3 separate regions of the Homo sapiens genome follow, and regions 1 and 3 are each linked to region 2. A link is a loop called in an ENCODE intact Hi-C map of the cell type or tissue named here. Cell type or tissue: chondrocyte. All regions are shown on one strand. Links, peaks and the distances in the headings refer to the core of each region. The heading gives the core; the rest is flanking DNA. Region 1 holds the start of LINC02626 (long intergenic non-protein coding RNA 2626). Region 2 holds the start of ATRNL1 (attractin like 1). Region 3 has its middle 56 kb from the start of FHIP2A.

Region 1 (10,479 bases), core at 3,925-6,424, 98 kb before region 2:
CTTACTTTTGCTGGAAATGGAACACTCTGTATCTAGTTAAGACACATAAACTGACTTGTGATACCATAATGTTGTGTTGAATTTTATATTCTTAGAAAATCATCTGTCAAGGTGTTAACTAATGGCAAAGCATTTAATAAATCAGCATTCATGTATTCAGGTGCTCTGAATTATCTGACTTTTAAATTCTTACTTTATAAATGAGAAAATTGGGGCATGGAAAAGTTAACTCTCCTAACCCCGAATTATTACATTATTAAGGACAGGACTTAGAGGCCAGATATCTTAAGTCATTAATATTCTTTGGCTCACAGAATTGGCAGTATAACCTAAAGGTAATAACTAGGTGATTTTCTTTTATATCAATTAAATATGTCAGTTTTCAAATATTCATAAGTACCTACTGTGCAGGGAAAGAACATGCCATACAAAAGATGTAGTCCAGGCCTTTAAGAAACTTTCATTTAATGGGAACTCAAGAAGTGTACATATAAGGAGGGAAGTAGCAGTATGGTACAAGATAATACATACATATCAGTGAATGATATTGCCAAAAAGTGCTATTGATAGAGCAATAATTCATTTCTGCAAACAGCTGCTGATCTCCTACTGAAAACAGAGGAGGGAGAACAGGACGCCTCGTGGTCAGGATAGAAGAGAAAGACCTTGAGTTGAGCCTTGAACAGTATTTAATATTCAAAAGGTTAAGAGAGGAGAGCAATTGAGGAGGGGAGAATAGTTCCAGCACAAATGATGGTGTACAAGATGAACACAGTCAGTAAAGAGCAGACTGGTCTGGATGGAGAGGAGGATTTGCATCATTTGGGATTACGTCATTTAGACCCTTGAAAGCCAGGATTGAGTAAAGCCACAGTGAAGCGACTGGCTCGTATGGAAGCTTTATTTTAAGAAGATTAATCTGGTAGTGACATGTGCCAAAAACTGAATAGGTAGAAATGAGATGCAGAGAGCCCAGTTAGAACTAAGTCTGGTGCAGTAATGCAGGATTGAGGCAATAAACACCAAACTACAGTATCACCAGATAATGGATGTTTGAACGGACGGTTTAAAGGAAAATTGATGGTATTTGGTAATTTATTAGATAATCCAGGGCCATGGAATGAGAGGGGAAAATGACTAACCATAGTCATCAAATGGTTTTTCTTAATGAATCTGAATTTTGGTGTAAGAGCAACATTTTCTTAGGCCTTGCCTAGTTGGTACAGCTGACTATGATAATGACTGCTACCATGCTTGTTCCTCTTTTAGCAGCTGTGAGTCCCCCACCAGCCAAACAATGAGCCTCTTGAAAAGGACGATGCCTTTTCACTTCTCTCCAAGTGCTTGGCAAATAGGAGGCCTTTTGAAGTTACTTTATAGTTAGGGGTTCCCAGTGAGTATTTGAAATATTAAGTCATGCCCGTGGTTGACAGCATGGCCCTACTGCTCATCATCAGCTATTAACCTTAGGCAAGTTAATGAACTTTTCTAAGCCCCAGTCTACTCATTTATAAAGTGGGATTATTAATAATGTCTACTTCATAAAATTATGAAGCCTGAGTTAGGTCATTCAGATAGTGTTTAGTCTGATTCTTCGAACCTAGTAAACAGTCAGTAAACAGAAGCAAATGCCACATGCCTGATTTATATCCAAGGGGAGAAAGGTAAAAGTGAAATTTTCATGATTTATGGATTCAAATTATACATTTCAAAGATGCTTTATAAGCTATTGTTTTGGTAAGAAGAATTGAGCTGAAACAGAATTTTCTGACAGCAGTGATTATTAAATGGTGAAATAGGCTATTGATGTCTTTAGAGGATATAGATGTTCACCTTTTGCATATAAGTGCACAAAAATTCACTAAGTAGATATGTCTGTCTACACAGAGAGAGAGAGCGTGAGAGCATTAAAGTTAGTAAACATCCCCCTCGCTTTTTTTTTTTTGAGACAGGGTCTTACTCTGTTGCCTAGGCTGGAGTGCAGTGGTGCAATCGTGGCTCACTGCAGTCTCAACATCCTGGGCTCAAGCGATCCTCTCGCTCAGCCTCCTGAGTAGCTGAGGTGTGCACCACCACACCCGGCTAATTTTTAAATTTTTTTATTGTAAAGGTGAGGTTTCACCATGTTGCCCAGGTCTCAAACTCCTGAGCTCAAGCAATCTGCTCACTTCAGCCTCCAAAAATGCTGGGATTACAGGCGTGAGCCACCACGCCTGGCCAGTAAACCCCATTCATTTACATCATCTTACTTGTCCCTCCAAAATCCTGCAAAGTAGGTAGGTTCTGTCTTTATTTGTTATTTAGGTGAAGAACTTGAAGTGGTGTTGAGGAATAGGTGTTTTGCCAAGAGTCACGCAGCTGGAGTGGCAGAGCTGTATACTCTTCTGATTCCACCAACGCTGTTTACATCACATCTGGAGAAAAGTGCTCTGAGGCACAGATGTTTAGTGGGAGGGATGAGACACAGGCTGCAATGCCTAAAGATAATCGGGAATAAAAGCAGAAAACAAGACGTTTGTTTCTGTTAAAATGAGACAGAAAATAAGGCGTTTGTTGTTTGGGATTGAGCACTTGGAGAAGTGGGGAGCGATTTGATTTGGGTGAGACTGCTCCTGGAATGCTGCATCTGGTTCTGGACTACTCATTACTAGGCTTATAGAAACTAGCTGGAGGAGGTTCAAAGAAAAGCTCCAAAATGATTAGCGGGCTGACGGGATTGATTTATAAGAAATATTAAAAGAATTAAATGTGTATAGCTCAGCTAAGCAAAGATGAAAGAGACCAGCTAAATGTATACAAATATCTGAAACGTGCAAACTTTAAAAAGAGAGATTAATTATTTAACATGATACACGGGGGCACAATATGCAGTCACAGGATGAAAATTTCAGCTGAGTATCTAGAAGAATTCCCCGATAGTGAATCTGTTAAGGCTGTCTGTAGTGTGGCCTTTCCCTGGAGAGGCAATAGAAATTTCAAGTCTTACGATTTTAAAAGTTTCTTGGGAACTAGGTATTAGATGATGTTAGAGAATTATTATTAATTTGGTCAGGTATGATAATGGTATTGTAGTTCTATAAGAAAAATTGTATTTTTTAGAGTTACATACCCTGAAATATAAGCATAGAATATGATGTAGGAGATTTGCTTTAAAATACCACAGTAAGGAAAGAAAGGAAGGAGGAAGAAAAGAAAGGAAGGGGAAGAAAGGGAAAAAGAGGCAAAGAAGGAAGAGAAGGTAAGAGAAAGAAAAAGAATGAAGGAAGAAGGCTGGGCACTGTGGCTCATGCCTATAATCCCAGCATTTAGGAGGCCAAGTTGGGAGGATCACTTAATTAAGCCCAGGAGTTCAAGGCTGCAGTGAGCTGTGATTGCGCCACTGCACTCCAGCCTGGGTGGCAGAGTGAAGCCCTGTCTCTAAAAAAAAAAAATAAGTTAAAAAGAAAGAAAAGGATAGATGAAGTATGGCAAGATGTTGGTAATGTTGAACCTGAAGGAAGTTAATATGTGAGTTCACTTTCCTCTTCAGTCTTCTTTATGTATGTTTGCCAACTTTCATAATAAACAATTTAAATTATATTTTCCTGATCAAAACTTAGTAGCAGTATTAATCCCTGGGCTTCCTGACTAGAACAGCCTCATTACCACATGGGCAGAGTTCTGGCCGACCAGGGACCACGTAGTGGTTCACCATCTTGCTCTGGTAATGTGGTCTGGGCTGAAGGGCCCTTTCTAAGGTTGTAGATAGAAATCCAGGAAACTTGTTAGAACTGCAGACCTATCAGGGTACCTGCAGGAGGTGAGTCTACTAAGGTGAAAAAGCAGAGGGCAGAGGTCGTGATTAGCAGCTGACCGCCCCCTGCTTTTCTGTCCCTCATTCGTGGAAAATTGAGTGGAGCTCAATTTTGAGTGGAGCTCTAAGTAGCTCCACTTGTAGACATTGAGTGGAGCTCTAAGTGTCTTCAGAATAGCAAAACACTAGTTTTCTTTTTCTTTTCTTTTTTTTTTTTTTTGGAGACAGAGTCTTGGTCTGTCGCCCAGGCTGGAGTGCAATGGCACGATCTCCGCTCACTGAACTCTGCCTCCCGGGTTCAAGCGACTCTCCTGCCTCAGCCTCCCGAGTAGCTGGGATTACAGGTGCCCACCACCACGCCCAGCTAATTTTCCTATTTTTAGTAGAGATGAGGTTTCACCGTGTTGGCCAGGCTGGTCTCAAACTCCTGGCCTCAAGTGATCCGCCTGCCTTGGCCTCCCAAAGTCCTGGGATTACAGGTGTGAGCCACCACACCCAGCTGCAAAACCCTATTTTTCTTGAATGGAGAAACACTTTCCCCTTATTTATTGAGTTTGGGAAGCAAGAAGAGGGGTAATTCATTAAGTGAAAATTTCCAAAATCCAGAAAACATCGATAAAGCAGCAGCTTAATTTTTTTAAGGAAGAATTTTTTAAACTATCTTCTTTTGAGCCTCTTTAGGAAGACCTCACGTCCTTGCCTTGAATGTTGAGAGTGGGAAATCCAGGGAGGTTTTGGAATGCATGCCTTATGTCTGCTTTTTTGTTTGTTAGAGAAATATAAATATTTTATCTAGGTTTTGCTGATGGCAGTCAAGCATGAACACAACCCACTGTTTGAGAAGCTGTAATTTCTGAATTTCTGCAGAGTGCACATCTAGGCCAGCAAATGGCAGTAAGAGTGAGGTGGATTTAGCTCAGTGTAAGGATGAACTCCAGAACCATCGGCTCTGACTGAAAGTGAAGCGGCAGCCGCGTTGTGGGAAAGCTGGCTGGAGTCTCTCTCATAAGCAGGCATTCTTTTTCTCCAGCCCGTCACTGTGTTGGTTTGGGCCCACGGTAAGCCTCCTGGCCTCTAGGCTGTAACCCCCACCATCCTCCTCTGCCTCGCCTCCAGAGTGATTGTTCTGAAGCACAACTGGATGTCATTCCCCTTCCTGAACTCCTAGCACCTACAGGGACTCCATCCCTTGTGCCCCACATACCTCACACGTAGACATTCCTAATGAAGATTTGATTGAATTATTGTAAACTCAGTGCCTCCCACTCTTCTAGTTGCCTCTCTGCCTGCCTTTGTACATTTATTTATTTATTTATTTATTTATTTATTTATGAGACAGAGTCTTACTGTATCACCCAGGCTGGAGTTTAGTGGCACCATCTCAGCTCACTGCAACCTCTACCTCCCAGACTCAAGCAATCCTCCCACCTCAGCCTCCCGAGGAGCTGGGACCATAGGCACGTGCCACTATGCCCGGTTAATTTATTGTAATTTTTGTAGAGATGGGGTTTCATCGTGTTGCCCAGGCTAGTCTTGAACTCCTGGACTCAGGCGATTCGCCCGTCTCAGTCTCCCAAAGTGCTGGGATTATAGGCGTGAGCCACCATGCCCAGCCGCTAGCACTCATCTTAATCGTATATTTACTTATCTGGCTTTCCCACCAGACTGCGGGCTCTTCAAGAGTAAATGCCATGTTTTCACCTTTATTTCCCCAGTTTGTGGCACATTCTAGGCACTCGCCATCATGAAATAAACCTCTGGAGCTGTGATATTACAAACGTGAAAAGATGACGAGCACTCAGCAACTTTCAGTGAGTAAACAAAGGCTTTCATTCAGCATGTATTTATTGACTGCCCTGACTCTGGGCTGCCTTCCTGTCTGTGGTTCAAGGAGAGCATAGTCTACAGAACCAGAGACCTGGCTACTCTGGAAGTTAGACTTAAGCCCACCCCGGTCCTTGAATGGGGAAATATTTCCCTTCATTCCTGTGTTTTAGGGACAGAAAGATGAGTAATGCAGTGATACATGCTGGAAATGTTTATTCCACTACCCGAAGCTGCCTCTCAACTTAACAATCCATGAAAGAAACAAGATGGTATATAACTTTTTCTAATTTGTGATGCCTTTGTTTATTTGTTTCCGGTTAAAAGAGGAGGTGGCATTGAATTGTTTGTTTGGTTTGGTTTCTTCTTCAATAAGAAGCATCTTAATATAACTAGACTGGACATCTGTCCCATTTTCAAAAATTACAAGTTTCGATCATTGCTAAATTGTACAGATCCCAATCTGTCTGCTCTGCATACATTTGCATTTATAAAAGCAGAAGCAGACTAGCAGTCTTTCTAATGCAATCCCCCAAATGCATGAAGTATTAGATTGCTTCTCCCTATTGGTTCATGCATTGCTAAAGGCTTAAAAGGATCATTGATTTTAATTATTTAATGTGTACAGCAGGCTGAGCTTCCTTTCTTTTTTAAGGGAAGAACCTTCAGGGGCATTGCTTTAGTTTTTTAATGTTAAATCTCATTTTTCTTTGAAAATAAGAAGTTAAAGCTGTATTCACACAAGCTCTCAAAGTGCCAGATTTTCATTGTGTTTTTAAACCATCTAGGAAATGTTTGATTCTAATGAAACATTACTGCTGAAAATTGGGCTGAAATTGCTGGGCTGAAAATATTGTTATAACTTCACATGATTCCAGTGTTGTATTATTATTTTTTCTTTTTCTTTTTTTGACCCGATATAGATGAAGCGAAGAGACAAGGAGCAATCCAATGTGTAATAAAAAAAGGCAGCCTGAATTGTTGTTGCTGTTTTTGAAATTTAAGCTGGTTTTCAATTAAATTCAGTAAATGGTCCAGGACTATAAATGTTGAACATTTTTTACCGTGTAATTTAAATTTTAGTCTTATTGTTTTTTTTTTGGTTTTTTTTTTTTTTGATGGTTTACATTTTCCCCATGGAAAGCAGCTATGTCATGTCGGCATGATTCATCATGGTAACATCTCGGGTTATTTTGGTTTGTGTTATGTTCAGAAAGCGGAATGCCAAAAATAAAGAGTGGTTTGTGATGTCTAGTGTGTCTTCCTTTAACAAATCAAAGGCTTTTATTTAATCCACTTAATGGGACACTGCAGAAATTTAAAAAATGGAAGTCCCATCCACAGAAGGCAGGTACTATGATGTAAAAAGTTTAGGTGGGGGATTAATAGAGTGATCATATAATTTATGAGCTAAACCGGAGGCACTTTTTTTTTTGAGATCGAGTCTCACTGTTGCCTAGGCTGGAGTGCAGTGACGTGATCACAGCTCACTGCAACCTCCGCCTCCCGGGTTCAAGCGATTCTCATGCCTCAGCCTCCTGAGTAGCTGGGACTATAGGCGCCCACCACCATGCCCAGCTAATTTTTGTGTTTTTTGTAGAGATGGGGTTTCACCATGTTGGCCAGGCTTGTCTCAAACTCCTGACCTCAGGTGATCCGCCCACCTCGACCTCCTAAACTGCTGGGATTACAGGCGTAAGCCACCATGCCTGGCCCAGAGACACTTTTGAGAGTGAAGAGGAAGCTGAGAATAATTCACTGATCTACAACTGGGACCATCCAGGGCAAGCCAGATGCCATTACCACTAGCTAGAAAGCTTGCCAAGGTCTCATTTACCTTGGTATATAGCAAATTCTTCTTTGAATTCTGGAAATTCTGGTAAGTCATTGAGGTAGCTCTGTGCCAAGGAGCAATATGGTAGAATTCTAATATTTCAGGCAGTACAACACTTTCCTGCATTTGTAGCAGGTAAAGGGAGGTCAGGGCAGAAGACAAAACCACTGGGACTCGACAAAGGGCATAAACGTCTAATGCACCTGATGTAGCTGATGGTAAATTGTTATCAGCTAAAGATCTTTCATAATAAATAAACTTATCATTTGTAGGAGGGCACAGAAATCGTGGAAAGCTGGGATTCAGGTTGCCTGTGGCTTTAATTCTGGAATCAGAAATATTAGTCAAGGATATCAGTCTATGAAGTAAGTTTTCAATGTTATATGCCACAAGATGCAGCTGTCCTATTTTCACTTCCAGTAATTCCTTCTGAATTAATACACCTTAAAAATAGCTGCAGCTTCTCAAATCTGTGAGAATCGTATGTGCTGCTTGCTACACTTTCCTTTTTCCTGAAGGCCTCTTTGAGGTCTTTCAAGAACTCAATTCAATTCAGCAACAATTAGGGGGTCTAAGGTATACAGACGCTGTGCAAGATGCTCCTGAGACACAAAGAGGAGGTCAAGCCCCTGCCTTCAGGCACCTCTCTATAATATAGGAGGAGAAAGAGAAGAAACACTAATACACATAGGTAGGTGCCATTAAAAGGGTGCATACATTAAAGCCAGGTGGTAGGTGTAAGAAGATTTGTAACATGAGAATTTTCTGCATGTTTGAAATATCTTATAATTTTTAAAAATTAAAATGGGAGATACATATATATGTATTTATGTATGTATATATGTATGTACATATACACACATATATACATAAATATATACATAAATATGTATATATGTGTATATAGACATAAATATGTATATATGTGTATATAGACATAAATATGTATATATGTGTATATAGACATAAATATGTATATATGTGTATATAGACATAAATATGTATATATGTGTATATAGACATAAATATGTATATATGTGTATATAGACATAAATATGTATATATGTGTATATAGACATAAATATGTATATATGTGTATATAGACATAAATATGTATATATGTGTATATAGACATAAATATGTATATATGTGTATATAGACATAAATATGTATATATGTGTATATAGACATAAATATGTATATATGTGTATATAGACATAAATATGTATATATGTGTATATAGACATAAATATGTATATATGTGTATATAGACATAAATATGTATATATGTGTATATAGACATAAATATGTATATATGTGTATATAGACATAAATATGTATATATGTGTATATAGACATAAATATGTATATATGTGTGTATATAATAATGTGTGTACATATACACACATATATACATACATAAACATTCTGCATTATACCATTCACTTTGTAACCCATCTTCCCTAAAAACTGTCTCATAAAGAGTCTTCTTTTCCCTGTACCTATGCAATGGTAAGTAGCAAAACACACATTCTTTTGGGTCCCCATAACATTCCCTGTAGTTTGCCCTTAACAGTCTTTGATGTGAAATTTACTGTTTCTGTCTTAACCTTGCCTGTCTCGCGTACATGGAGTTTTGGCTCCTGGCTCCTAGTCTGCATCTTCACCCCATCCCTTGCCCAAAGAATCTGGTTATGTGACCACTGCTCATCTTTTCTGCTGCCACAACTCCAGTCCAAGCCACAAACCTCTCTCTCCTGGACTCCTGCGGGGAGTTCCTTTCTCTCCCTGCATGAGTCTATTCTCCGCACAACTGGCAGAGGTAAGTGAGACTGCGGAAGAGGCAAGTTTGCAAGTCCAGAGGAAATGAAGACTCTGCTTGTGCACATGCTGGGTTTGACGGGTGCTGGATATCCGATGGATGGCCCTTAAGGTGAGCTCAAGGCTTAAGGGAGAGATAGGGGCTGATGATCTGAGATTCATCAGTGTGTGGCTGATGTTTAAACCCAGGGGACAGGATAAGAAGGTTATTCCAGGGAGAGCGTAGATAAAGAAGCTAAATGGCTTCTGGGTCCTTAGTCATTCAAAATCGGACCTCTGAGGCAGGAGGAAAGCCCAGAAAGAGTAGATTCCTGGGACTCACGGGATAAAGACTTTCAAAAAGTGGGGGCTGGCCAGTGCTGCTGAAGGAAGTAGCAGGACCGGAACAGAAGGGTAATCGTTGGACCTGGAGAACTTGAATTTGAATTTTAAGGTTGGTAACCTTAAAAAAGAGCAATTTTAGATACCTTTTGAAATTATTTGCAAGATTTGTTTGGTATATGTGTTATTCCAGGCAAAGGGACCAGAAAAGTAAAAAATACTTACTGAACAGTTACTGCATGCCTGGCACTGTAACACCCTGTTTAATTCTCACGGCAACCCTATAGAGTAGGTGTCATCATCCCCATCTTACAGATGAGGATATGAGGTGCAGCTAGATTAAGCAGTTTGCCTCAGGTTACACCAACTGGTTAACGTAGAGCTAGGATTTGAACCCGGATGGGCTGATCCCAGAGCTCATGCTTTAAATCGCTAGACTGGTGCTCACAGAAGACTGGGACCGAAAAAAATTAATAAAAAAAATAAGGAGCCCCCTGGGCTAGCAAATTAGGAGTTGTTCAGACAGATGTGAAAAGGAAAGCAAGGCAGAGGGAAAGTCACTGTACAGAAGAGAGAGACCCATGACAGCAGAGACAGTGAGCTGGTAAAGTGGCTGGCGATCTAGCCCCTGAAAATACCTCCAGAGAGGCAGGCTCACGCCTGTAATCCCAGCACTTTGGGAGGCCGAGGTGGGCAGATCACCTGAGGTCAGGAGTTTGAGACCAGCCTGGCCAATGGCGAAATCCCGTCTCTACTAAAAATACAAAAATTAGCCGAGCATGGTGACAGGCACCTGTAATCCCAGCTGTTCAGTTGGCTGAGTCAGGAGAATAGCCTGGATCCGGGAAGTGGAGGTTGTAGTAAGCCAAGATTGCGCCACTGCATG
Region 2 (10,479 bases), core at 2,713-5,212:
AAGTAGAAAAATTGGCAGAAGTGTATGTGTGTGTTTGCAACTGTGACAGCAAGGGAAACCGATGGAAGAAAAGAATGAATCCAAGAGAAAGCAGAATGTTAGATTTTGATTGGGACGGTGGTGGTGTTTCAGATCCATAGCCATATAAACATTTTAAATATCATCAATAATTTTTTAATAAGTACCTAAATTTGATGGTTGTTTTTTTAAACTGTCTAACGTTACAGACCATTCATCATCTATTTGTGTCTTAAGAATACTGCCCCAGTTTCGCTGTGGGTCCCTTTGAGTGAATGCATTTCTAGCTTTTGAGGCCACGCTATCTGTAGTTCTCATTATCTTGGTTGCTTTCAGAAGCCTCATATAAGCCAAAGGGTGAACAATAACCAGAGAACAGAGATTCTTAAATTAAGCAACTGAAAAGAGTCTGCTTTGGTTCATTAGCCCAAATAGGATCTTTTACTTTTTGAGTAGCAATCAAAAGATATTGGATCTATCATTTCTCTTGTTCTCTTAAAAAATCACTTAAATTTCCTTTAAACAATCTGGTGATGTGATGTCAGATTTTTGCCCATCATATTATAACATCATTGTTAAGTAGTATGAATGGAAATGAAACATACACCTCAAAATATCTAACGGTCCTGATATAAGGCTAAAGAAAACAAATAGTCTTTTCTTATCTTTCCCCTTGGATGAATTTAAAATAGATAATTCTTAACAGTTTCATCCTACTTCCGTAGGGTGAATTTTCCCCCAGTATGGCTTTGGAGTAAATTTTCACCTTTTTGCTAGATTTATGACTGCTATTACCAATACTATTAATTATTTCAGTATGATATAGCACTTCTAGGAGGCTGACCCTACTTAATTGGAAAAAAAGAAAATATGTTGGAGCTTTAACATTTCTTGATCATAGAAGGTACTGAAACATAACTCATGATTCTAGGCAAACTTTGCCATTGAGTTTTTGTGTGACCATATAAAATAATTTAAGTTTTCTGTGTCTACATTTGTAAAGTATATGACACTCAACTGTATAATGAGCTCACAGTCTAGTGAGCTTGATAGAAGATAAGCTAATCTGGGGTAGAAATCATGCTTTATTCATATTTGTTTTCTCTTGCTTAAATTCATAATAGTTACTCAGTAAGTGTTGACTAAAAGTGTTTGAGAGAGAAACAAAATACAAGGTGAGTGAAAATTCTGAGATCCTTGTGAGAATAATTCATATAAATTTAATATATTCAGCTTGATTCTAAAGGCAATGTTGAGAGGAGGCCCGTGGGGCTGCATGTTCTTCAGTGTAATGTGAAGTACTGAGCTGATTATAGTGGTTATTCAATTAAAAGATATGTATTTTAAAATTATTATTATACTTTAAGTTCTGGGATACATGTGCAGAACGTGCAGGTTTATTACATAGGTATACACGTGCCACGGTGGTTTGCTGCACCCATCATCCCGTCATCTACATTAGGTATTTCTCCTAATGCTATCTCTCCCCTAGCCCCCCACCCCACAACAGGCCCTGGTGTGTGATGTTCCCCTCCCTCTGTCCATGTGTTCTCATTGTTCAACTCCCACTTATGAGTATATTTTTAATGGGCAAGCTCTGCTCAAATACAGGCTACAGTCAGTATGTGACTGAGCTGTGATCTCTCTCGTCAAAGGGACTACAGCGCACCCTTTGAATTACCTTCACACTCACTGACGGTTTTAAGAGTTTGGCCACTTTCCCCACGTCTGAAAGCGACTCTACCTTAGATGTGAGAAAGATGCGGCTGACTTTGGCTGGCAGATGGAGAAGAATGGAAAAGCAGCAGACAGTGTTCATGCATGGCTGACACTAGAAAGAATTCTTCTGGATTTCACAGTCATTGAAATGAAAAGATGTGATCCAGAACAGGATCTTCCTTTTAACTGGTGTCTGCAGTGTTCTCTCCTCTGCTTCTTCACTCATTTCAAGAAGTCTCTAAGGGGCAGCCTGATGTGGAAAAGATGTTAAGGGAAGAAGAGGGCATCCTAATTCTAGGTTTGATAAGGACATTTTTGATACTGGTAAAACCCTGAAATTATGGAAATTATGATTTGTTCTGTATGCCAACGAGAATCGTGGTTTTCCTTTTGCTCTTTTCCTTGCGAAGGAGCCAACTCCTTCTGGATCTTTGTTTTTATTTTTTCCTCCTTAAGTCACTGCTGAGGTATTTTTAAACCAAGCCAACACGTATATTTTATTCACCGAAGGAAGAACAAAGCATCTGCTAATAGAAGCAGTGAAAAAAGCACAGCAGTCAGAGGCCTCGTGTCTAAAGCTCAGTTCATTACTCCTAACCTGCCATTGGCCAATATTTCAACCTTTCTGAGTTGCTCTTTCTCATCTGCAAAATGGGGTTAATGGAGGATTTCATCTGCAAGTGGGGATAAGAGACATGAAAAGAACTGACGCGAAATAAACACGAGTTGAATCCTAACAATAATATTTTGACTATGTAGTTACAACAAACTTTTCTTTCTTCTTTTTTTTTTTTTCTGTGAGAAGTGCCTTTGGTGGATTTTGAATTCTTTTTCATACTGCCTGTTCTTTGGTGGGACTCCAGCAACATTGCTGTAACTCGAGGATATATGGCTGCAATGTGTGTTTGGCTTCCTTTCTCAAGGGGGTCAAATAAAAAGGCAACTGTTTAGAGAAGGCACCAAAGTACAAAACAAAAATCTCAGAATATGCCAGCCAATCTTGGAAAGTCATCTGAAGAAGAAAAAGTGCTGCTGAGGAAGGAAAACGGCCCTTTTGTGGGCATCACTTCTGCTCTTCTGAAAAAAAGCCCCGATGCTGCAATATTTTTCAAGGCAGAATATCGTCCCAGATGGAGGAGGGAGCACTGACAAGCAGAAAAGGAGAGACGTGCGGTTTCGAGGCAGCGTCTGTAAGGGGTGGAGAGCGCGGGGCTCGGAGCCTCGCAGTTCTTTGTTGGGGGCGCGGGCTTCGTTATTCCCGAGGCAGCAATGGCTCCCCCTCGGAGGTCCCTCCGCGGAGACCGCCTCGCGCCTCTCGCAGTCCCCAATCCCCGCCCCTCCCAGCCCTCGCTGACCCCACAACGTGGTCGGACTGCGGTGCCTTTAAGGCTTTTGCCTGCTGCACATGCTCAGCTCTTTGTGTGTTGTTGGAGTTTTTCTCTCTTAAGAGAAAAAGAAGAAATAGGCAGGAGGATGGGGCGGAGGAAGGGGGAAGCGCTAGGGAAAAAGCGTTGCACTTTTGCAGCTGCAGACGGCGGACGGGAAGGACTTCTTTTCTGCTGAAGCTGCGAAGCCTGTGTCGATCTCTCATTCGTGGGGCTCCCGGGGCGCGGGGTGCGGGTGGGGCCGGGGTGCCCGCACCGGCCGGGGGGAAGGGCACGCGGGCCACACCTGGGGGGCCTGTCTCCAGTCAGCGCGCGGGCCAGGCGGGGTGGGCGCGCGCGCGTGGGGGAGTCCCCGGTCCCTGTCAGGGGCGGGGCGAGACCAAGGCGCCGGGCCTGTGGGGAGGAGTGTAGGCGCGCGCGAGGGCGGGGGGCGGCCCCACGCATCGTGGGCTCCCGGCGCTGCCGCTGCGGCCGGCTCGAGGCACCGGAGACAGAATGGCTGCCGGGGCGCCCTTGACCGCCGGGCGGGCGAGGCGGGGCTGACCGCCGCCTCCTTGATCGCCCCCTTCCACGTTGGGCGCGCCCACTTCGGGGCGCCCGCTCGGCCCCCGCCCTCCTGGGCGCGCGGCGCTCGGAGCCGAGGCAGTTGGCGCGGGCCGCGGGCGAGGCGGGGCCGCGCGCGGGGTCCCCTCCTCCTGCCGGTCAGGTCCCCTCAGGAGCGCCGGGCGCAGTCTGCGCCTCCCGCTCCCCGCCTCCGGCCGGGTCCGGGACGCCGCGGCTGTGGGGTCGGCCCGCTAAGGACAAGGTCGGGAGACTGGGTGGCGATGCCCGAGTGCGACTGGAGGCAGCCGAGCGGAGGCGACGGCGGTTGGGATCTGTCCCTCCTGACCGGGGAGCGGGACTCGGACGGGCGCCGGTGAGGAGGAGGAGAAGCGGCGGCGGAGAGGTTTTCTGCGGCCGGAATTCCCTTCAACAGCATCCCTGTCGGCGCCCGCGAGCGCAGTCTCGCCGGGCAGGGGCGCCGGGGAAGATGGAGACTGGGGGCCGGGCCCGCACTGGTACCCCGCAGCCAGCGGCCCCGGGGGTGTGGAGGGCTCGGCCGGCGGGCGGCGGCGGCGGGGGCGCCTCCTCCTGGCTGCTGGACGGGAACAGCTGGCTGCTGTGCTATGGCTTCCTCTACCTGGCGCTCTACGCGCAGGTGTCCCAGTCCAAGCCGTGCGAGAGGACCGGCTCCTGCTTCTCGGGCCGCTGTGTCAACTCCACCTGCCTCTGCGACCCGGGCTGGGTGGGGGACCAGTGCCAGCACTGCCAGGGCAGGTTCAAGTAAGTGCCTTCGCCGGACCCCGAACCTCCAGCCCTGCCTCGCTCCCGTCGCGGCCTTCCCCGCCCCCCTCGCGGCCTCCCCCGCCCCCGTCGCTGCCTCTGATCCCCCGGCCGTGAGTGAACCTCAGCGCGCGGCGGGAGCGGGCGAGAGTGGGGCCCGCGCCGCGCCCCCTCCAGCCCCGGGGCGCCCCGGGAGAGCTCGGGCCCGCGCGGAGCCCTGACCAACGGGGAGCTAGGCATTTCTCGAGCGTTCCAGATGTCCGCAGCGACTTCTGATCCGCTGCTCAGCACGAACATTTTCACAATCAGTTATGATGCCCAGCACCATTTTCTTGGGATAATATTTAAAAATCAGAAATTGTCCAAGTTACTTATGAAATACATGCGCATTGTGAAAAATTCACAAAAGTGTAAAGGTTCAGTTATGATCTATGAGTGCCTCTCTCTTTCCCCATTCTCTTCTCTCTAGAGGTGACCCCTTCTAACATTTATTTAGTCATCATAGTGATGTTAATAAGTAGAGTTTATGATGGACTTGCTAAGTGCCAAACACTCTTCTAAGCGCTTTATGTCAATTTTCTCATTTATTCCCTACAACAACTCTGTGAGTTGCTAGAATTATTATGCTGGATTTACGGAGAGAAATCGAGGCGATACATTGAAGTAACTTGGCCAGGATTACACAGTAGTAAGGGCCGAGTTATGATTCCAAATCAGCTGGCACATTCTGGAGCCAGTACACACTCCAGAATGTGTACTTTTAACGAATTTGCTGTGTTGTATTTGCTAGGACAATCTTGAATTGAGAAATACAAAGGTGACTTTAGGTTAGATAGAAGGACGTTTTTATGTGGTGAGGATAATGGATTTTTTTCTGATCGGTTAATTCACTGTCAGCTTTTGTGCGGGAACATCGCTTTGGCTTGTTTGAAGCTCAAGGAGCCTAAGAAGTTTGCTTGCTAAGGTGAAGGTACTTTCTTCGTACTGGTTGGTGTTTATTACATTCTTGCCTGATATAAAAAGCAATGGGTCACAGTGTAGGGGAGTAGCAAAAGTCACTTAATATTGGGGCAGGCTTCTAACAACATGCAGGTAACAGTCATTAAGAAAGTCAGCTTCTTAGTCTTCTAGATACTTAATATGAAGTTTGCTGGCTGGTTTGTGGCTCTTGAATATTGTAGATTACTGATATTGTTAGGCTGATAGCCAAAATCTAGGTGAAATTTCTCTTGGGCTCTAAGGCAAAGGTAAGACTGGTTCACCTTATTAATGTATTCTAGGACAATTTCCTGGAATTTTAAACACAGCATACTTTCCTTTTTTTTTTTTTTTAAAAAAAAACTTACTATTACTGATTAAAATAAATGTCCCTTAAAACTCAATGTAAAAATGTATATTTTTAAAATGGCACTTTAAAATTTTAGGTAGAGTCTATGATTTAAATTAACTAGTAGGTTTTGGAAGTGAAATCTTAAAGTGAAGTTTTATGAAACTTATGCAATAGGTTGAAATTTTTCTAGGGTTTATACTTTAAAGGTAGTATAGTAATGTAGTTTTAAAAATACTTTTTAAAAAAATTAGGAGAGATGCTGATTAAAAGTTTAAAAAGTGTTTCAAGATGAGGAAAGAGATCTTAATGAATTCTGCTTGTTAGTTGTTTTTTTTTGCTTGTGTTCTTAAACGTTTGCTATGACAGTAGAATTCAGCGTCTTTACCTAGCAAGAGAGAATTTTGAACATGTAAACTGGTAGTCAGCAGTGAAAAAGCCTCATCCATTTTTTACATTTTTTTTACATAAATAGGGAGAGTGCCTGATTTATATGTAGGGATATTGGCTTTTGTGTGGGTGGGTTTGCTCCGTTTGTCTAAAGAGGACAAAATTTGCTGCAGTCCTGAGAAGCTTCATTTTAAAGTAGCGGAACTTGTTAATCAGCTGGATCAGCAGCCTGTGACCTCACTAGCAGATGTTGTCCCAGTTAAAAAGATCACAGATCAAGTTAAAACTAGCTTAAATAACATTGAGAGGTGGTGTTCATAAACAAAATACATTAGTGAGTAGAAGAAGAATAGATATTTGATGTAGATATTGTTAAATAACAATAAATCCTGAGCTAATCACTGAGTATTCATCTTTTCCTTGGAAGCTATTATTTCCTAGGACTCATTGTACTCTATTGGGTAAATGCTTTTGCATTTCTCTGTGGAATACAAGCTATTAATTAGAGTAAATATAACTGGTGTAACGATCTGTGTTTTTATTATGTATACTCTTGGGGATAAAGAACACATTGGTATTTAATGTTAAAGAGAAGGATTATGTATAGTAGAAAAGAATTCTTCTTGGTAAAGTACATGCAAATAAACCTATGAAAGGTTTATTTGAAGATAGTAGCTTGTTTTACCTGGCATTTGAAGTAATAACACAGTGGGAAAGGCTTTAACTAGAAAATCTCACTTCACTAACTATCTTGAAAATCTTTTTCTAAACTGAAGGATAGCAACCTTACAAACAGACATTAAAAATGATTGATCAATCTTGGTAAGCAGGTGTCAAAATTAATTGGTTGGCTCCATGGTAACTTAGCTTTTTTTCTACTATAGGGATTTCGCCAGGGAATAAAAATGTTCTTCAAATGTTTCTTGAGGATAGAAGATTGATAGTTGGGGGAAGAAATGCAGAAGCAAATATAGTATCAAAAGTGGTACTTCAGTTCTCTTAGCATTGATTCCAGTCTTCTGTTTCCATTTGAAAAGAATAAAGCACTCAGAATAACAAGCCATTCCTTCCTTACACAGGTAAAACAAAAGGAACATTGATTTTTCACCCAAAGCTAGACTAAAGGACTTGGGATTGAGAATAGGAAAATATATTTGAAATATAATAATCAAAGATACAGACTCTAATTCAAGTTGTATTTATTTGAATAGTTCAGTGTAATGTTAAGCAAGAAAATATTCTGCTATAATCTATTTGAATGACGTTCTCTTTTAGAAGGGAGCCCTTGAGAATTAATTTTGTAGAGTAGAGATTTATATAAATTTATATAAATATAAAGAGTATTGCTCTTTATATTAGTCAAATATAAAGGGGTATATTTTTACCCCTCTTAGGTTAGTCAAATTTGGATACTTCATTTCACGCATTTAAAATGGAAGTATGCTGGGTGCCGTGGCTCAGGCCTGTAATCCCAGCACTTTGGGAGGCCGAGGTGGAAGGATCCCTTGAGCCCAGAAGTTTGAGACCAGTCTGGGCAAGATAGTGAGACCTCATCTCTACAAAAAATATTTTAAAAGTAGCTGGGCATGGTGGCACACACCTGTGGTCACAGCTACAAGAGAGAGTGAGGCGGAAGAATTCCTTGAGCTCAGGAGGTTGAGGCTGCAGTGAGCTGTAATCACGCCACTGCGCTCCAGCTTGGGTATCAGAGCGAGACTCTTCTTAAAAATTTATATATACATATATGAAGCATTCTATTTGTAGTGACAGCAAAATGAAGATGTAATGATATAATGTCAGGAATTAGGTTGTTATTATAGACAAAAACGGGCAGAATAAAGTGTGTAAACTCTTCCCCTAAGCTGTTAAAAATATATGCATATTGCCTGGCTTGGTGTCTCACGCCTGTAATCCCAACTCTTTGGGAGACCGAGGCGGGCGGATCATGAGGTCAGGAGATCGAGACCATCCTAGCTAACACAGTGAAACCCCGTCTCTACTAAAAATACAAAAATTAGCTGGGTGTGATGGCACGCACCTGTAGTCCCAGTTACTCAGGAGGCTGAGGCAGGAGAATCGCTTGAACCCAGGAGGCGGAGGTTGCAGTGAGCATAGGTCGCGCAACTGCACTCCAGCCTGGGCAACAGAGCGAGACTCCGTCTCAAAACAAAACAAAAATAAACAACAACAACAAAAAACAAATATATATATATGCATATGTAAATACATATATATTTGGAATCCTTTTTACTTGTAAGGAAACTGACAGTAATTATAAACTTAAACTGAATGTTCCCTGTCCCTAAGACTTCTTTATTTCAAAGTTTTATTTTAATGGATAATTTATATCCATGGATTATTTTTACATTATTAAAGTGTATAATCACACAGTAGGAATTTAAAATAATTTAAATTGAGTGTTTCTTAGATTCTAAATTGATAAGGTAAGTTACTTGTAGAAGCATAGTAGCATGGTTTTCAAGAACACGTGTCTGCATGATTTGGCCCCTTTAGCTGATTAGACTCAGGCCTCCTTTCCTCTGCCCTGACTGGCCTTTTGAAGTTCCTTGAAAGTGTCACATTCCTTTTGGCCTTAGTGCATTTTATACACGTAACTGTGAACTCTTTCCTCTCTGGTCTTTGCTTGGGTGATTACTGATCATCCTTCTAATCTTAGCTTAAATACTAGTTTCTTTTTTTTTTTTTTTTTTTTTTTTTTGAGACCGAGTCTGGCTCTGTCACCCAGGCTGGAGTGCAGTGGCGCAATCTCGGCTCACTGCAAGCTCCGCTTCCTGGGTTCACGCCATTCTCCTGCTTCAGCCTCCCGAGTAGCTGGGACTACAGGCGCCCGCCACTACGCCCGGCTAATTTTTTGTTTAGTAGAGACGGGGTATCACCGTGTTAGCCAGGATGGTCTCGATCTCCTGACCTCGTGATCCACCCGCCTCGGCCTCCTAAAGTGCTGGGATTACAGGCGTGAGCCACTGCGCCTGGCCACTTAAATACTAGTTTCTAAAGGAGGCTTGTCTGACTCTTCACACTAGGTTACCCCTTATATACTGCCCTAATAGCACTATTTTTCCTTCTTAGTATTGTCAAAAATGAGGTGTTTAATTATAATTTTGATAGTTATTTAAACAAAATTTTTAAGAGATTGAGGTATAATTGTCAAACAGCACAATTTAAAATGTACAATTTATTTAAATTATACAATTTGATAAGTTTTGTCATATGTATTTGCATCTGAAACTGTCACCACAATCAAAATCATAAAAATACCAATCACGCTAGAAAGTTTCCATGTGTTTCCTTTGTAAACCCTCCCTTTTCTAGTTGCCAATTCCTGTCCCAGGGCAACTATTGATCTGCTTTCTCTCACTATAGATTTGTTGGTATTTTCTAGAACTTTTTGTAAATAGAATCATACATTATATACTTCTTTTTTGTCTGGCTTCTTTCACACAGCGTGTTTATTTTGAGATTCATTCATGGTGTGTTAGTAGTTTATTCTACTGCCGAATAGTGTTCCAGTGTCTGGATACACCATAATTTGTTTATCCATTCAACTGCTGATGGACATTTGGATTGTTTCAAATTTTTGGCTGTTCCTTATAAAGCTGCTACGAAGTTTCATGTGGAAGCCTTTTTATCTTTGTATGGTCATATGCTTTCCTTTCTCTTGGGGAAATAACCTGAGAATGGCTGGATCATATGGGTAGATATATGTGTAACTGTTAAAGAAACCGACAAACTGTTTTCCAAAGTAGTTGTATCATTTATGTTCCCACCAGCAGTGAGTCAGTGTTCTATCTAGTTAATTTCACATCCATACCAATACTTGGTATGGTTAGTCTTTTAAATTTTTGTGATTCTAATAAGTGAATGGTATATTATTGGGTTTTAGTTTGCATTTCCCGAATTACTAATGATATTGAGTATCTTCTCATGTGCTTACTTGCCATCCGTATATCTTCTGTAATAGGCATTTATTCAAACCTTTTGCATGTTAAAAAAATTTTCTTACTGATTTTTGTGAGTTCTTTACATTTTCTGGATTACTAGCTTCTTATGAGGTATATCATTTGCATATATTTTCTACCAGTCTGCGGCTTGTCTATGAAAACAATGCAAAGAGAATGAAATCTCTTGACAGTATTTTTCAAAGAATCTAAGTTTTAAATTGATTAATTCCAGTTTATCATTTTTTTCTTTTATACTTTTCATGTTGTGCCTAAGAAAAGTTTGCCTAGGCTGGGTACTGTGGCTCATGTGTGTAATCCCAGCGCTTTGGGAGCCTGAGACAGGAGGATCACTTGA
Region 3 (10,479 bases), core at 3,831-6,330, 220 kb before region 2:
TTGTATGAGATTGGCCCTGTGACTAAAAAAATTACATTATTTTAGGGCTGCCATAGAGCCTCTCACTGCTCTGTTTTAGACTTGAATTTAGAAGTTTAAACCTGAGCTAGTGATTTCCTTTCTGTAATCTCTCCAGTTGGAAGATGTCATCCTACTCCAATGCTTTGTAGTCATAATTACTACTGCCATTAGGATAATCAAGGGACAGTGACAGTTTATGCCTATTGTCCTTTTCATTCTTGGTGTAAAAGCTATATGGTCCCACAAGGCACTTGATTCCATAGGCATTTCATCTCAATCAATCACTGGTGACAACTTAATCACTATGCCTCCAAATGCAATGGAGTACTAGCATAGCAATTCCCATTGAAAAGATCTCAGCCCAGCATTTAAAACCAAGCAATGATCAAATCAACCTCCAAATCCCCATCCCTGAGGGTCTATTTCCTGGTACCAAGCACTGTAACAGGCACAGCTCAGTTTGGAAAACAGAAACCACACAAGGTACTTCAACAGAGGAAATTTATACAGGGAATTGGGTGTTGGGGGGTGGAATAGCAAAGGAGGAACATTACTGTAATACAGGGCTAAAAATAGCAGGAAGCAGCACCACCTCTAAAGCTGGAGGATTCAAAGGAAAGGAGTTGAGATGATCAGAACCTAGAAGGTTAGGGGATGGGCCCTGCAGGGCTGGTGTTCAGACCTCTGAGGAGTGGTTGCTATTAGGCTTTCTGCAGTGTCTGCAGCTGTTCTTAAGAGTTTCCATATATTTTTGTTGATTTTGGCAGTTTTGAGGAGTATTGGTTGGGTATTTTGTAGGATGCCCTCTATTGGAATTAGTCTGATGTTTTCCTCATGATTAGACTGGGATTGTGGATGTTACAGAGGAGGAATACAGAGATAAAGTGTGATTTTAGTCATATCTTATCAAGAGTACACACTGTCAGCATGATGTTGGGCTTGATCCCCTGGCTGAAATAGTATTTGTCAAGTTTCTCCACTGTAAAGTTATTCTTTCCCTCCCATTTCCATACTGTATTCTCGGGAAGCAAAGTCACCGTAGATAGCTCACACTTCAGAAGTGTAGAGTTAATACTGTATCTTCTTGAGGGTAGAGTATCTGCAAAAAACTGTTTGGAATTATTCTGCAAGGAAGATTTGTGTCCCAAACCCTTTATTTATCCAATCATTTATATCAATACAAACTCATGGATATTTATCTTATACTTTGGGTTATAATCTAATACTATTTCATTGGTTTTGTTGCTCAAATTGTTCCAGCTTTGGCCTTTGGGAACAGTTTCAGTTGGTTCCTGTGTCTCTTTAACATACCCCCATCAATATATGGGTGTTTTGTTTGTTTCTTTTTGTTTTTTAGTACTTCCTTACTTTTGGAGATTACAAAATACTCCCAGCTCATCTCATATGTTTCCTGCCCCAGTCCTAGGATCAGCCATTTCTCCAAGATACATCAGAGTCTTTTAAAACACTGAGTTATTTAGGAATATTCAGGAGGGGGAAAAAAAAAAACAACCCTAAGTTCTGTAGCACTGCATTGACTTGGCATGGTGCTTTGGGTCCAGATAGCCGAGGAAAGGGTATTGGACTAGACACGTGGTATTTATAAAGCCTTTCAACCTAAGCACTCTGAAGACAGGGTAGAGGACATGGATATGCTAACAAAACCATCCAGAATGAGTGACTGAGTGGGAAGCACAGCTGAACTTGTTTGGAGACAAGAGTGTCTATGTTAGCAGAAGGGAAACTTTCATAGTCATCAATATCATACACTTTAACACAGCCACACAAAAGATTTCTACTTTAGATCTTTAATTTTTTTTCCCAAAGGAATCACATCCTAACAGGTTAAAGAAGTTATTCAAAATACAGCTATACACCTGTGCCCCATTACTTATAGCACACTAGGAATGATTACTTTTTACAAATCCTGTAATTAGCTAGTAACTAGCACAATTATATTGCATTATCTCTTTTGTGCTAAAAATATTAACTTGCTAATGATGAGCATTTACAAATGAACTACAAATTGTATAACCTATTTTAGTATTTTTTCGTTTTTCTTTTTGGAGATGGAGTTTCGCTGTTGTTGCCCAAGCTGGAGTGCAGTGGCACAATCTTGGCTCAGTGCAACCTCCGCCTCCCGGGTTCAAGCGATTCTTCTGTCTCTGCCTCCTGAGCAGCTGGGATTACAGGCGCGTGCCACCATGCCCCGCTAATTTTTTGTGTTTTTAGTAGAAATGGGGTTTCACCATGTTAGCCAGGCTGGTCTCGAACTCCTGACCTCAGGAGATCCGCCCGCCTCTGCCTCCCAAAGTTCTGGGATTACAGGCATGAGCCATCGCGCCCGGCCGGAATTTTTTCATTTTAAAATTACTAGGAGACTCAAAAAGCAGAGGTGACTCAGGCCTCTCTAGGCCACAGAGGCCCTTGGATATAGATTTCTCCTTTCTTCTGACAGAAGCGGTTAGCTTAAATCTGTACAGATGAGAACACAATTATTGTAACACAGGAAAACCCACGTTGGTTTTGTACATTCGTGTTTGCTCTGTAAAGGGCAGCGCTCGTGCATCTTCAGCTGTATCTTGAAAGCTTTCCTGTTTCCGAAGCTTGCTTGCATTAAACATGAGGCGCCGCTAAGTGCTGTTGCCACCAGGGACTGCAGGCCGCTCTGCAGCCCTGGATGGGCTCAGTTCCGAGGGAAGGAAGGCGGCCGGCGGAGGCAGTGCTGTGCTGCAGAAGGACTGCTGTGCTGCGGAAGGACTGCTGTGGATTCTGACTGCAGACGGGTCTGATTTGGATGTTTTTTATTACTTAAGCGATTGATCGTTTCTCCTTGCCATCCTGTGAGGAGTGAGGGCATGCCTTGGATCTGTGAGGGAGGAGAAAACCCCTTTTCTAAGAAAGGGGAAGTGAAGAAAGAAGAAGCAAGGATGGTGGAGAAGTAAGAAAGGAACATGGGACCGGGCGCAGTGGCTCATGCCTGTAATCCCAGCACTTTGGCAGGCTGGGGAAGGGTGGATCACCTGAGGTCAGGAGTTCAAGATCAGCCTAGCCAACATGGTGAAACCCTGTCTCTAAAAAAAAATACAAAAGATAGCTGGGCATGATGGCGGGTGCCTGTATTCCCAGCTACTCAGGAGGCTGAGACAGGAGGATGGTGTGAACCCAGGAGCGGAGGTTTCAGTGAGCCAAGATTGCGCCATTGCACTCAAGCCTGGCAATTGAGCGAGACTCTGTCGAAAGAAAAAAAGAAAGAAAGAGAGAGAAAGAAAGAAAGAGAGAGAAAGAAAGAAAGAAAGAGAAAGAAAGAAAGAGAAAAGAGAGAGAGAAAGAAATAGAAAGAAAAAGAACAGAAAGAAAGGAAAGAAGGTAGGAAGGTAAGAGAGAAAGAAAGAAAGAAAAAGAAAGAAAGAAAGAGAAAGAAAGAAAAGAAAGAGAGAGAAAGAAATAAAGAAAGAGAAAGAAAGAAAGAAAGAAAGAGAAAGAAAAAGAACAGAAAGAAAGGAAAGAAGGTAGGAAGGTAAGAGAGAAAGAAAGAAAGAAAAAGAAAGAGAAAGAAAGAAAAAGAAAGAAAAGCTCTAGAAGGAAGAAAGGAGCCTGAGGGGAAAGACTGAGGAGGAAGCAGAAGAGACCCGGGGCCCCCACCCTCCCGCTCACCAGCGCTTTGCCTTGGTGGCTCTGACTCCCCCCTGTCTGGTGGCTGGTCATGCCTCCTCTCCCCTCTCTACCTTCTCTTCCTTCCTACGTTCCCACCTGACTCCAACCCTTTCCTCAGGGAGAACAGAAGGTCCCCAAGGAGCGCTGTGGACCAGGCATGCAGGTCCACGTCATCTCTGGTCCTGCTCCGACCTTTGGCACTGAGCCTCCTAATGCAGGATTTGGCTTGTTCCTGTGACAGCTCCCCCTCATCGCCCGCAACAGGGTACTGCAGTCCAGACTCCATCACTGCTCAGCTCTGGTGCTTTAGGCACCCCACATCACCTCCCCGAGCCTCAGTTTCCTTATCTGTAAAATGGGGATGGTACCAACTACCACAGAGGGTTGTTGTAAGGACTGAACGAGGGCACAGGCCTCCTTCCACACCTGCTACCAAGTAGGTACTGGATGCACGGCAGGCCCTGCCACTGCTTCTCAGAACCCTCTCGGGTTCCTAGGCCTCTTGAACCACAATTGATAGGAATGGGACCTGCCGGGAGCTTTCTGGACAAGCTTCCCAGGGGGCTCAGATGGACTCTCAAGCATTATTTCCAGAGATGAGTCTCTTCTCACCTGCCAGCTCCTGGGGCCAGGGCTCAGCACGGCCCCCTGGTCCTGTCTACTCTGGTGAGACTTCTTCTCTGCTGCCCCTCCCCACAGTGCACCCCACTCGCCTCAGACTTCCGCCCCCGCACAAGGGAAGGGGCTAAACGGAATGTTCCAAATGTTTTGCTATGAATTTACACTCTCCCTCCCTCCTAAACCCTGTAACTATTGACATGTTTATTTATTTTTTCTGTTAAGTTACCGGAATAATTCTAGTTGTGCTCAGCCTTCCCAGTATTGAGCAATTCTGCAGCTTTTATCTGCAACTGTTACTCCTGACAGTTAAGAACACGTCTGAAGTTTTGTTCTGTTTATGCCTCCAAGCGTGTTGCCGACACATCCGGGCAAGGACAAACGTACAACGAACTCAAGGGAGCTTTCACAGGCTGGAACGGGCTCAGAGCACCCCTGTTCTTAGAGGAACAATCAATGGGAAGCAAAGGTGTACCCAGGCCTCTCAACAGTTCCCGAGTGCTGTCACTGGAGGGCGATGTCTCCAAACAGTCTCTTTCCCCACTGGGAACGGCGCCGCCCGAGGGTTCAGGTCAAGCACGAGTTTCCAAATTCATTCAATTAGTAGGGCAACTGGAACCCATGCAGCTCCTTCAGAAATCCCGCAAAATATGGATACGCTATTAAGCTGGAGACAACAAAATTACTCAATATAGAATTTTGCATTCAATCAATTATACTGTCAGTATAATTATATAATTATAATTATATATAAGTCTCAATCCTGGCTGAAGGATCGAATCACCTACAAAGGATTAAAAACCATAGCGGTTCGGGCCCCACAAAAGGCCAGTTAAATCTGGAATCTGGAAGATGGAGCAGGGGAATTTGTATATTTTTAAAGCTCCCCAGTGATTCTATTGTTCAGACTACAAAATTCTAATTGAGACATTGGTGGCAGGCACCAAGGGAAAATTTATGGGAGAAAATTTTAATTTTAGACAATTCTATCATGTTTTCTCCTGCAAACTGGTAGAACTGCTTAGCCTAGTTCTGCAAAGGATCAATGGTTGAGAATTTCTGCATGAAGTCATCTTGCGTCTGGAAGCCCATTTTCAAATAATAACACCCTTGGAGAGCTAGCAAGTTGTTAACACCCGTGTGTGAATTATTTTTATCAGATATCAAGGATAGCTAGGATTCTGAGAAAACTGAGACCAGAGAAGCAAAAATTTTTTAAAGGGAAGAGAGAAGAAAATCTACATTGGCTCCTTCCCCCTACTCCCACCTTCCCCCCAATATATAGACTTCTCTTTAACAGTCAGTATTAAAAACTAAAAGAAAATTATCTAGAATCCCTCTATTTCTATTCACATTTTTATGTATTTTCTTTCCAGTACTTCATGCATATATATTTTCTAATCTGTGAGGTCTACATAATTTTGTCTTATCCTTTTTACCTTAACATTATAAGATGACCATTTTCTTAGGGCTTAGAAAAAATTTTAGAAGCATTATGAATGGCTGCCTAGAATCACATTTTGTGAACATACTTCAAATCACAACTACAGTGGAACACGGAGGATCAGTTTCACGCCCACTGGCTAAGAACTCACTGAACTCCCTGGCCAAGCTTAAGTTGGGTGTCCTCACCTAGTCCAACCAACTGAGGCTGAGGATAAGAGGAGTGGGGGCAAAGTCACTCATAGAAGCTGCTGGAGCCCATTTTCATATCTTTGTGGATGGACAATGGGAATCAGGATAGATAAGTCCAGAAAAGAGAAGCCTTGGCTGGGCGCAGTGGCTCACTCCTGTAATCCCAGCACTTTGGGAGGCCGAGGTGGGTGGATCACCTGAGGTCAGGAGTTCAAGACCAGCCTGGCCAACATGGCGAAACCCCGTCTCTACTAAAAATACAAAAATTAGCCGGCCATAATGGCAGGTGCCTGTAATCCCAGCTACTTGGGAGGCTGAGGCAGACAGAAGTGCTTGAACCTGGGAGGCAGAGGTTGCAGTGAGCTGAGATTGTGCCACTGCACTCCAGCCTGGGTGACAGAGACTTCGCCTCAAAAAAAAAAAAAAAAAAAGAAAGAAAGAAAGAAAGAAAAGAAGCCTGGGCAGGTGGCTCATAGGTGTCCTCTACAATCTGTTCTTTCCTAACTCTTTCTTGGCTTTTGCATAGGACACACTATGTTACGAGCTATGTGGGGATCAGGGACAATACTCAAAGGAGCTAAGAATCCAAATGAGGAAACATAACATATATGAAATGAGAAGTTAAATAATAGTAATATTTGCTACATTTTTACAGAACAGCTATTATTATGTGCCAGGCTTATTATTTAATTTACTCTTCAGAATCATTCTATAAGCAAGCTACCAATATTCCATATTTATAGATAAGAAAACTGAGGCTGAGAGAAGTAAAGTCACATTTGTTAAAGGTAACCAGAATTTGAACTCAAGCAGCCAAAGCCCTCACTATTTCCACAGCACTGGGCAATCTCCCAAGACTGCATTGTGATCTGATCTTAATGGAGGAACAGACTCTCAGAAAATTGGGCATCATCTTACAGTGTCTCAAAACAAACAAACAAACAAAAATCCTGCAAATCCTTTAATCCCTATTTTACCTCCCTCCCTTGGGACATGGCTTAGGTAAGCTCCAAAATTAAGTTAGAGAAGGAAACAGATCTCATCTAAAAAATGCAATTATACCACAGCCAGATGAATAAATCCATATGAATACTGAAATACACACATACTCTGAGCACTAATACTTTTCAAGAAAGGTAATGATGCAGGAAAAAAATGTCTATGAAATAGAGCATTTTATAGAGTTCCCAAATTTCTGTCTGTTGAATCTCCCGGAAGTGGCATTCCCCTTTCTTGCAATAACAGACGATTGCTCAAATGCCTCATAAGAAGCGGTGGGCATCGTCAACTGGGGGGCTTTGGTTTTGCAGAGGGACGGGTTTACTTTTGTTTGTTTGTTTTGTTTTTCAGACAGGGTCTCGCTCTGTCACCCAGGCTGGAGTGCAGTGACCCCTGCTGATTGCCTGGCGTAATACAAGGCTGGACCTACAGGAAGACTGACTAGCTTCCTTCGAGCCAATATTCTTTTTTACTTTTTAGACACAGGAGGCTCTCGCGGTGTGCCCAGGCTGACTTGAGCTCCGAGGCTCAAGGGATTTTCCCACTTCAGCCTCCCAAATAGCTGGGACTGCAGGTGCACACCATCATGCCCAGCTATAAGCCAATATCTTTACATATGTATTCCACACTTATTTAGAGGGGTGACATCCGGCATTCAGTGGGGAAGACAATAGTGGTGCTCTAAGCCTTTCCTCTGTTGCCTGTAACCAATTAGCTCTTGCTCCAAACTCACACACTTCACTATACGATCACACAGTGCATGATTCAATTTACATGAAATGCCCAGAACAGACAAATCTATACAGACAGGAAGTAAACTTGGGCTTGCCTAAGGCTGGGGGTTGGAGGCGGGAGGATTGGGGTGATGGCTAAGGAGAGCAGTGCTTCTTTTGGCGATAATGAAAATGTTCTGAAATTATAGAGATGGAAGCACAGCTCCGTGAATATATTAAAAGCCATTGAACCATACACTTTAAATGGGTGAATTGTATAGTATGTGAATTACATCTTAATAAAACTGTTAAAAACCCTTCAGGCTGGGTGCAGGGGCTCATGCCTGTAATCCCAGCACTTTGGGAGGCCAAGGCAGGCAGATCGCATGAGGCCAGGAGTTGGAGACCAGCCTGGCCAATATGGTGAAACCCTGTCTCTAGTAAGATACAAAAAAATAGCCAGGTGTGATGGTGCACGCCTGTAATCCCAGCTACTCTGGTGGCTGAGGCAGGAGAATCACTTGAACCTGGCAGATGGAGGTTGCAGTGAGCCGAGATCACGCCACTGCACTCCAGCCTGGGCAACAGAGTGAGACTCCATGTCAACACACACACACACACACACACACACACACAGATTCCTGGGCCCCTTCCTAGGAATTCAATGTGTTGCATGGGTGTAGATATCTGTATTTTAAGGAAGCACTCCGAGTGATTCTGATGCTGTAGGGCATGAGACAGGCATTTGGAAACCACCATACAAGGCTTCGCTTCAGAGATAAGACAAAAGCTTCCTTTGTTTCCACATTTCCCTATCAGTCCAACTTCCTTGTAGAAGCAGCAACAGGGACCTTCCCTCCTTACAAGGCCATCTCAATTATTATATGGAAATTCCATTTTACAGAGGCCAATGGTAACTTTCCAGTATAAACATAACAGAAAGCCTTGGAGACAGTGTCAAACTGCTGACCTGCTGGGCCTTTCTTATTCGCTGGATGAATCTGGGACTTCAAACAATCACTGTGCCTGAACTAACGAGGGGGCTGTAAACATGCCTGCAAGTTCTCCCAGCTCCCCTTTTGGGGCCTGAAAATTTATCTCTTCGCAGTGAGCGGAAATATTTTCCTTAGCTGGGTCCCCTGTTTTATGCCTTTGATTTACAGAAGCTTCTCAACAAATAAATACAAGTTGACTGTTAGGTCACAGCCTTTTGGAGAGCTTTCCAAAAGCCTTCAAGAGTAAGGGAGATAAACTGGAACAATATTTGGAAAATAATCCCAGTTGTTTTATCACTTTCCTGGGGGCTGAGACGCTGATTGGATCTTGGCCCCTCACCGGCACCCTATGAGGCAGACAGGGCTTCATTAGCTGCTTTCTGCATATAGAGAGCGGAGACTCAGAGAGGTTAAGAGGGTTGCCCAGGATTCCCCAGCTGGCCAGTAGGAAACTTGTCTGGGACCTTCATTCCAGATTTCAAGGACCTGGGCTTGCTGTGTTGCCTAACAGCCATAAATATTTTAGAGAAGCCTGCTGGGATGTAAGGAACTTCAGAGATTTTAGCCCCCACCATTTAGCCACAGAGCCTGGGTTTATGGAGCCACTAATTCATTCTGACAGTGCCTGATCACCCGCAGAGCCTCAGCAGGGAGATCTACACATTTCAAGGATAGCTAGCTCAGGAGTTCTCCCCAATGCCCATTCTAGGCCATCTCAGAGCTCTGCTAGACTCGCTCTCCCTACCCTCAATTTCTCCTGGAAAAAGCAAACATGACCAGGTTTATTTGTAAGCCCAGGTGGTTCATCCATTTCCAAGACAGTCAAGACCTGGCCATTAAATCATACTTGTGTTTGTGCGTGCACGTGCGCGTGTGTATGTGTGTCTGTGTGCGTGTCTGTATGTGTATGTGGGCTTTGTTTGTTTGTAATGACTTCGGTTTAAGAAGGCTGCTTTTGGATCTTCCTGTCTGGCCTGAGTGTGGGACACAAGCTAGCGCTTGCTGACCTGAATCAGCACTGTGCCGCTGTGAGCATAAGTCTGCTTACTCACGGACAGAAGAGAAGTTCATGGGCTTTTTCGGGAGCAGCCTCAGCTGGGTGGTAACTGTTGCTCACCTCCAGAAGCTGGGGGAGCTTCAGCAGCCACCTAAGGCAGGCACCTCTCAGCGAAGAATGAGGCAGTCTGTCCCCAGACGTTTCCACTGTGTCTCTAGCCACAGGAGTCTCTTGTGGCTGGAGAGCCCATGTGTGCTACGCTCTGTGCCTCTGTGATTTTCTCCTACCCTCATCACAGTCTACATGGTATATATCCCAATGCTCACCTATGGATGAGAAAACAGGCTCAGAGAGAGGAGAGAGGCACTAGAGAAATCCCTGCTAGTGCAGTGAGGACTACAAAGGACATTCCAAGAAGTGCTAGGCAGTGTTTGAAAGGCAGATTTTGTTTGGGGGGGTCAGAAAATGCCTTGTGAGGCTGGGCAAGGTGGCTCGCACCTGTCATCGCAATGTGGGATATGATGAGGTTTCTCTTTAAGCATTATTCCCAACACCAACACTTTGGGAGGCCAAGGCAGGCAAATCACTTGAGGTCAGGAGTTTGAGACCAGCCTGGCCACCATGGTGAAACCCCGTCTCTACTAAAAATACAAAAAAATTAGCCAGGCATGGTGGTATGCACCTGTAGTCCAAGCTACTTGGGAGGCTGAGGCAGGAGAATTGCTTGAACCCAGAAGGCAGAAGTTGCAGTGAGCCAAGATCGTGCCACTGCACTCCATTCTGGGTGACAGAGCAAGACTCTGTCTCAAAAAAAAAAAAAAAGAAAGAAAAGAAAACACCTCAT

The links. A loop is a pair of places that touch in the nucleus more often than their neighbours do. Peaks named below come from ENCODE experiments on the same cell type or tissue, not always from the same donor. Only the 100,000 strongest peaks of a DNase experiment are listed, where the experiment ranks them.
Region 1: it touches region 2 in a loop (4-fold over the local background); 6 of 110 quality-filtered maps call a loop at or near these places.
Region 3: it touches region 2 in a loop (3-fold over the local background); 9 of 110 quality-filtered maps call a loop at or near these places.

What each region holds. Positions count from the first base shown.
Region 1 is chr10:114,989,935-115,000,413 of GRCh38, forward strand. LINC02626 (long intergenic non-protein coding RNA 2626) reads left to right here and starts at 4,723. Exons shown (of 3, transcript NR_120677.1): 1 at 4,723-4,851; 2 at 5,509-5,604; 3 at 6,541-6,659. In chondrocyte, for the core only: no CTCF peak of the experiment used is centred there; no DNase peak of the experiment used is centred there.
Region 2 is chr10:115,089,599-115,100,077 of GRCh38, forward strand. ATRNL1 (attractin like 1) reads left to right here and starts at 3,767. Exons shown (of 29, transcript NM_207303.4): 1 at 3,767-4,445. The coding sequence starts at 4,153. RefSeq lists silencers at 3,298-3,807, 3,838-3,967, 4,058-4,337. In chondrocyte, for the core only: CTCF peaks have their summits at 4,254 (motif pointing left) and 4,458; DNase peaks (open chromatin) are centred at 3,542, 4,173 and 4,334.
Region 3 is chr10:114,872,433-114,882,911 of GRCh38, forward strand. It overlaps a transcript of FHIP2A not described here. Among named protein-coding and RNA genes, the nearest start is that of FHIP2A, 56 kb to the left of the region's middle. RefSeq lists an enhancer at 8,352-8,980. In chondrocyte, for the core only: CTCF peaks have their summits at 4,807 (motif pointing right) and 5,020; a DNase peak (open chromatin) is centred at 4,808.